Regions from separate parts of the Homo sapiens genome. Here region 1 is linked to region 2. A link is a contact called in ENCODE Hi-C or POLR2A ChIA-PET data. All regions are on one chromosome and are shown on one strand. Each heading gives the region's core, a stretch centred on a gene start or an enhancer-like site at or near the end of the contact. The rest is flanking DNA. Distances are from core to core; before and after follow the strand shown. Region 1 overlaps UNC13D (unc-13 homolog D). Region 2 holds the start of EXOC7 (exocyst complex component 7).

What was found. Hi-C counts contacts between places; a loop is a spot of excess contacts on that map. ChIA-PET counts read pairs that join two places held with the same protein, here RNA polymerase II (POLR2A). Pooled maps may share reads with other maps.
Region 1: a pooled map shows a loop between it and region 2 (2.7-fold over the local background). The contact joins the enhancer-like site here to the promoter of EXOC7 in region 2. A Hi-C loop is called at or near these places in 1 of 50 pooled maps. POLR2A ChIA-PET finds 5 or more read pairs at or near these places in 2 of 52 experiments (WTC11 and activated T-cell).

The regions. Positions count from the first base shown.
Region 1 is chr17:75,825,247-75,828,985 of GRCh38, reverse strand. It overlaps UNC13D (unc-13 homolog D), which reads left to right. Exons shown (of 32, transcript NM_199242.3): 31 at 3-199; 32 at 900-1,761. The coding sequence ends at 1,021. UNK (unk zinc finger) reads right to left here. Exons shown (of 16, transcript NM_001080419.3): 16 at 3,187-3,739. Among named protein-coding and RNA genes, the nearest start is that of UNC13D, 17 kb to the left of the region's middle. Within about 2 kb of position 1,250, at least 31 of the 41 ENCODE cell types and tissues checked have a DNase peak (open chromatin) inside an H3K27ac peak, as active enhancers do.
Region 2 is chr17:76,101,839-76,105,572 of GRCh38, reverse strand. EXOC7 (exocyst complex component 7) reads left to right here and starts at 1,786. Exons shown (of 19, transcript NM_001013839.4): 1 at 1,786-1,940; 2 at 2,147-2,212; 3 at 3,710-3,734. The coding sequence starts at 1,881.

The DNA of each region.
Region 1 (3,739 bases), core at 1-2,500, 280 kb after region 2:
AGCCTGGTGCCTGCTGAGCCGTGCCGCAAGGCTGGGGCATGCCTCCTGCTCACCGTGCTGGACTACGACACGCTGGGGGCCGACGACCTGGAAGGCGAGGCCTTCCTGCCGCTGCGTGAGGTGCCCGGGCTGAGTGGCTCTGAGGAGCCTGGTGAGGTGCCTCAGACCCGCCTGCCCCTCACGTACCCCGCACCCAACGGTAGGCCTGAGCCCAGGGCAGGGTGGTGCGGGGACGGGAGCCTGTAAAGCTCAGGCAGGGGCCCCAGAGAGGTGATGCCAGGGTCGGAGAACAGCTTCCCTGGAGACGGGAGCCAGTGGGACAGCCACGGCCCATCTCTCGGTCTAATCAAGAGACCAGTGAACTTTAAGCTAAGTGTAACGTGACTCTCCTTGCATGGGGAAGTCACCAAGAAGTTTAACTGGGGAGAAGGGCCTGGATCTCACTCGGCGGGGCCGCTTCCCTGCAGAGCATTTTTGATACCAGCAACGGTCTGATGCTTGTGCACTTATTATGAGCAAGTGCTAAGCACTTTATGCATTCCAGCCAACGAAGCAGATATTAGCACTCTTTTACAGATGAGTAAACCGAGGCATGAAAAGGTTAACTTGCTAGCTTTAGGTTCTCGTATAAAAAGGTAATAGTCAAACCTCAGGCACATCTCAGCCCCTCGCTGCAGTCAGGACAGTGTCCCAGCAGCACTCTGTCTGTTACGCGACCCGACCGGATGCGTCTGTCAGACCACCTCCTGGGCTGGGCTGGCGCGGGTCTGTCACTTGTTTCCTTCCAGGTTGTTGGGGAGATGGAGCAGTGTTGTGTACCCCCCCACACACTCTTCTCTGCCACCACCAGGCACTGCCCTCTCCCCTGGCATCTGACCCCCAAACCCCTCTCTCCGCAGGGGACCCAATCCTGCAGCTGCTGGAGGGCCGGAAGGGTGACCGAGAAGCCCAGGTCTTTGTGAGGCTGCGGCGGCACCGGGCCAAGCAGGCCTCCCAGCATGCCTTGCGGCCGGCACCGTAGCCGTAGAGGTTTGCGGTGGGGCTGGGTCCCCGGTGGGGACTTGCAAGGGCTTTCCTGTAGGGTCTGGGGCTTCCCCGCCACATCGCGGCCCTCCAGCCTGGCCTAACACTTGGGGAGCCCCAGCATGCGGAGTGCCCAGAGTGCAGACCTCCCCTGCCTCCCATGGTGATGGGGGCTCAGCAGCGACATCTCTACTCCCGCCTCCCTGCCTCCAGCCCTGGCTGCAATGTCTCTACCACATCCCAGCACCAGGGGGAGCAAACCCTGCCCCTGCCCGCCTCTCAGAAAAGCTGCTGTGGTGGGCAGGGGATTGGGCCATCTGTCTCCTGGCCCTGGCCCATCTGCCTCCTGGCCTTCCTGTTCCAGCCACTGGGGTGGGGGCCAGGTTCACTGGGACCAGGGCTACAGGCACAGAGTCTCCTGGAAAAGGGAGAGGGGACCCTGCCAAAGATGAGGCTCCAGCTGCCCTGGGGGGAGGGTGGTGGCCATTACTAGAGGGGGCCTGGGTCCTCTCCCCAGGGGCTGCCAGCATCCAGGCCAGGAAGCCTGGAGCCAAGAACCTTCTGGCTCTGAGGGAGCAAGAGCTGGCAGGCGGCAGGGCTGGCACAGACAGACGGAAGCAGAAAGGACAGTTTGGCTGCTGTGTCTGCTGCGCACGCCCCCTCCCCGGACAGCACCTGCCACCTAGAAACTTTCTTAGCAAAAAAATTAATAAAAACAAATCCATTGTCCTCTTAAAATATGCCTTTGGCCTACAGTGGGGCCTGGAATGCGAGCCAGGCCGGGTAGCTTCCTCCCCAGCCCTCAGGGGACTTTGAGCTACCGCCACCTTGGGGTAGCTACAAAGCAGGGGGGTAGGTGTGGAAATAACTGAGGCAGAGGCAGGGCTAGGGTGATTTTTGGCCGTGGGCTTTGAATAAATTGCTTTACCAGGCATACCAGTTCCTGTGGTGACACCCAGGACAGGGACCCGTTCCTCGGGGGAGCACAGTGAGCAGGGGCCTCCCAGGGGTGCAGGTTGAGGCTGAGGGGCTGCTCTTGAGACAGTAGGGCGTAGAGGAGCTGGGTCCCTCCCCTGCCTGGGGGGTGTCAGAACCTGAGGCCTGGTCATCACGTCATCCTAGCTGTGTGACCCTGGTTCCATGTCGGAACCTCTGAGTCTGCACAAAATGAGGACAGGAGTCGAGGTTAGCTGAGATGACATCCAAGGCCCGAGACCATGCAAAGAGGATCCCACCAGGGTGTTTTCTCACCCCCCACCGCACAGCCTAGTTGAGGAGGTGGGAGGGAGGACGTACCTCTTAGGCCTCAGCCCCTCATCCCTCAGGGGCAGGGTAGGGTGAAGAAGGCAGAAGGCAGGACTTCCTCTGGGTCCTACCAGCAAATCATCCCAATGGGAAGGCACTGGGTTTTTTGTTTTTGTGATGGAGTCTCACTCTGTCGCCCAGCTGGAGTGCAATGGGGCAATCTCAGCTCACTGCAACCTCTGCGTCCCGGGTTCAAAGGATCCTCCTGCCTCAGCCTCCTGAGTAGCTGGAACTACAGGCATGTGCCACCACACCTGGCTAATTTTTGTATTTTTTTTTTTTTTAGTAGAGACGGGGTTTCACCATTTTGGCCAGGCTGGTCTCGAACTCCTGACCTCAAGTGATCTGCCCGCCTCGGCCTGTTTTTGTTTTTGAGATGGGATCTCACTCTGTCACCCAAGCTGGAGGCAGCTGTGCAATCATGGCTCACTGCCGCCTCGACCTCCTGGGCTCAAGTGATCCTCCCACCTCAGCCTCCCTAGTAGCTGGGACCACAGGCATGCGCCACCATGCCCAGTTGGGAAGACACTGTTCCTCTGAGAAACAGTTACGGGCCCTATTGCCAGTCACCGCTGACCACACAGCCCTAAAGAGTCCTAGGGCCTGGGGGGCCTCTGTGTCCAAGGCTAAGGGTCCCTGTGTCATCAACCGCTAGGCCTAGGTCGGAGAGCACTTGAACTGTCTTGGGGCCTGATGGGCCCAGGAAGTTTCCAGCCCTCTCCAGCTGCCTTACCACAGCTCAGGGGTGTGGGCAGCAGCCGTTTCCATGGCTGAGGCAAGGCTCCTGGCCCACCTCATAGTTCAGAGGCCCTCTTTTGGGACCCACTCCCCCTCACCCCCATGTAAACAAGCTACCACTGCAAGTTCATATTTTATTTCCAATAGGTTTGGAGCTTTGTTGATTTTTGCATTTTTGTAAAAAAGGAAAAAGTTTTCACTTAATTCATTGAAAGCCCTTTCGTGCTGAGCCCAAGGGGGAGCCTGGGCCAGGACCAGACCCTCTCAGCCCTCTTGTTCCTACCGCAGACACCCGGTGCTGGGGGTGCGGCTGCTCCCCTCCGCCCACTCTGCCCTCCCGCCCCTGCTGCATCTCTCTCTGTACAGAACAATTTTTAAAATGGAAGCTAAGACACAATATACACTGGACAGGCACACACACACGCACACAGGCGTCCGCCCAGAACAGGGCGGGACACCAGCTGCACTCAGAGAGCACCAAGGAATGCAAACGGAGCCCCTCCGGGTAGGAGGGCAGGGCCTGGGCCCCCTTGGTCCTCAGTCCTCAGTCCGCACTCCTCCCCGCCAATTGCCCTGCTAGCTGCCAGAGAGGGGAGGGGGCAGGGAGAGCTGGGGGCAGCTGGTTGGGGGCGGTGGTCATAGAATGAGTACCAGCCTGGTAGGCGGCCCTGGG
Region 2 (3,734 bases), core at 537-3,036:
TGTTTAGAGACTCAGGCCAAGCACGGTGGCTCACACCTGTAATCCCAGCACTTTGGGAGGCCGAGGCGGGCGGATCAACTGAGGTTGGGAGTTCAAGACTAGCCTGACCAACATGGAGAAACCCCATCTCTACTAAAAATACAAAATTAGCCAGGGTGGTGGCCCATGCCTGTAATCCCAGCTACTCGAGAGGCTGAGGCAGGAGAATCGCTTGAACCCGGGAGGCAGAAGTTGCAGTGAGGCGAGATCACGCCATTGCACTCGAGCCTGGGCAACACAGCAAGACTCCGTCTCAAGAAAAAAAAAAGAGAGAGAGAGAGAGACTCAGGTTAAATGCTGGACCAGGCCCTCAAAGGTAGTCCACCTGAGCCCAAAACACCCTCTCTACAGCGGCTAACTAGCCCCGCTACTCTATTCTGTGACATCTAACAGTTTAAACTTTCTCCTACTTAGCCCTTTGGACTACACAAGGACCATGTCAGCGAAATCATCCTGGGTATTTCCTGACACAGGAATCAGCCTTTTATCTCCCCCACCTACAACAGGATTGAAATTGTCCTCTTGCCTGAGGGAAGGCTGCCCATCCCTCTCCAGGCTCTGTGCACCCACTTCCTCCTCCTCCTCCTCTTCGGGTGACTATGGGTGGAGTGAGCGCTTGGGAACCCTAGAGCTTGGGTTCTTCCTTCTCTCCTTCTCTCCTTAGGCCGGGAGCAGGGGCTCACGCCTGTAATCTCAGGACTTTGGAAGGCCAAGGCGGGTGGATCACTTGAGGTCAGGAGTTCGAGACTAGCCTGGGCAACATGGCGAAACCCTGTCTCTACTAATAATACAAAAAAATTAGCCGGGCGTGTTGGCAGCCGCCTGTAATCCCAGCTACTCGGGACGCTGAGGCACGAGAATCACTTGAACCCGGGAGGCAGAGACTGCAATGAGCCAAGATCGTGCCACTTGCACTCCAGCCTGGGCGACAGAGTGAGACTCTCTCTCAAAAGAAAAGAAAGGAAAAAAAAAGCTTGGTGTCCCCCCTGCCCGCCCCAAACCTTCTCATCTACCAGCACATGCCTCCTTGTCTATCTTCCGGGTGTCTGGACACTGAGGCCACAGAAGGACTGAACCAAGCTGGTCGGCCTTGTCCTTTCTCAAGGCTGGGGGCCAGAGGCAGGGTGGGCAGGGACGGGTTAGAGGAAGGAGTAACTCGAGGTTTTGCAGGAGCTGGGTCTGCAACCACAACATCCAGCCCCGCAGGGAAGTTGATCCAGGGGCGCCCCCCACCCCGTCCCCTGGAGCTGCAGTTGGACGCTGGGTCTGGGCCTGGAGCTCCGGAGCAGCCCCGCCAGCCCACAGGATACGTTTTTGCGTAATGCAGGGTGGAAGGCGGAAACAAGTACACAAGCCCCTGGTTCATTACATGGACACACGTTAGGCATCTACTGTGTCACCTGCTCCGTGCGGGGCTTTGTGGGAAACGCAATTGGCCTTGGTGCCTGCCCATAGAATGCGACCTGGGGAAAGGAATTCGTCGCCTTCCCCAGCAGTCTTTATCAAAAGGGTCGGTCTTTCAACGAAAACAGCAAGTGAGCTCTAAGTGTCCTGCCAGCCGCGGGACATAAGGCCGATCGAAAACCTCTGCTGAGGCAAGGAACCCGCGTCGAGGTCCCTTGCAGCATCCGAATACACTTCTCTTCCCAGCCACGCTCAAAATGGCCGTCGGTCCGTTCTTGGGCTCCGCGCAGGCGCACTTCAGCCTGCGATTCCCAACATGGCTCCGCCCAGGCGTCCCGGGGCGGGACCAAGAGCGGAAGTGGGTGTGACGGGGACGGGGGCCCGGTGGGCCCGCGGAGGAAAGATACTGGGGAGTGGGAGCCGCGGGGTTCAGAGCGATGATTCCCCCACAGGAGGCATCCGCTCGACGGCGGGAGATTGAGGACAAGCTGAAGCAGGTGGGCGTGGGCCTGGGGAGGCTGGGGAGGAGGTGAGGGAAAGGGGCCAACAGCGGGGCCTGATTGTCTACTCATGGAGGAGGCAGGGGTGGGAGGGAGCGCACCCAGCGAGGAGATGGGGTTGGGGGCTAGGCCGTGGGGTTGGGACGCAGTGGTCTCCTTTAGCTTCTGGTTTCTGGTGATGTCCTCCCCTTGCCTGCCCCCAGGAGGAGGAGACTCTGTCCTTCATCCGAGACAGCCTGGAGAAGAGCGACCAGCTCACTAAGAACATGGTGAGTCTCCCCGCAGCTGGGGGAGAGGGCAGGCCTCCGGACCCTGGGGGAGAGCCTTGCGACCTGGCGGTTCCGGTTCCTGCGGCCTGGAGTTCTGGAATGGGCAGCGACGGAGGCAGTGTGTGGGTTTATCTAGCAACAGTTTGGCATCTCTCCTGCCTAGCCCCCTCCCCATGTTCCGTACCCTCACTGAGGAGGCTGCACTTCCCACTGGCCTGGACTTGCTGCTTTCTGTCTAAGCTCGCCATTCTTCCTTCTCTCCTTCTGCAAACACTCAGTGAGTCTGACCAGTTGGGCTAGGTACTGGGCATATGTCATTGTCAGTGGACTCTCTGCCCAGGAGGTTGGCACTTTGAGATTCCTGAGGGCAGAGAAGACTCAGCCTTCACTCCAGAGGACTTTAGGGAAAGAAAGAGCTCTAAAGTCAGGCAGATCTGGGATCTAGTCCTTGCCCTTCTGCTTAAATGTGCGGCTCCTGATAGGTAACTGGTGTCAGCGAATTCATCTGCTAAAACAGAGACTGTGCCAGCCTCCCAGTGTGTCTGTGAAGGTCATATGCGCTAATGCATGCGACTGCATCTTGCACAGTGCCTGGTATACAATAGGTGCTCAATAAGTGAGTTTCCTTCTTTATTCCTAGGGGAGACTGGAAAAGCACAAAGTGAGTAAATACAAACTTGTATTTGCATTTAGTCACACAATAATAAAGTCCTAGTCCTTTTCTAAAAATTTTAATTTTTAAATTTTTTTTTTTAGAGGCAGAGTCTGGCTGTGTTGTGCAGGCTAGAGTGCAGTGGCATGACTGTAGCTCACTGCAGTCTCTAACTCCTGGGCTCAGGCAGTCCTCCTGCCTCGGCCTCCTAGCAGCTGGGACTGTAGGCACACACCACCACGCCTTGCTAATTGTGTGTGTGTGTGTGTGTGTGTGTGTGTGTGTGTGTGTCTGTGTGTGTAGACAGGGTCTCACTGTGTTGTCCAGGCTTGTCTTGAACTCCTAGTCTCAAGCTAACCTCCCGCCTCAGCCTCCCAAATTCTGGGTATTACAGGCATGAACCATCACGCCCAGCCTCTAGTCCTTATTCAATGAGTTTCATCCTTAGAGAGGGTTTTGAAGATACAGCAATGCATTTGAGGCTACTCTGTATGAAACTACTTCCAGTCCGGTTTAGGAATGCTTCAGAGAGAACAGAAGTTGAGATTTGGCTTCAAAGGGTGGAAGGGAAGCCATCTTGGGCTGATTATTTTAAGAAGAATTAATTTGATGCTTGGTTTGCCTTCAAATAAAATTTCAACCAATTTGTCTTAGACCACCTACTATATGCCAGGCACATGATAGGTGCTGAAGATACAGTGGGGAACAGGTACACCCTGTTCCTTCGCTTGTGGAGTTTATTGTCTAGAAAACCAGAGAAAAGGCAGGAAATGCCGAAGGTGGGTGTGTAGAAGCAGTGCTGGGACCACTGTGAGTCCCAAGATCAAGAGGCTTCCCTCCCGCAGGTGTCTATCTTATCATCCTTTGAGA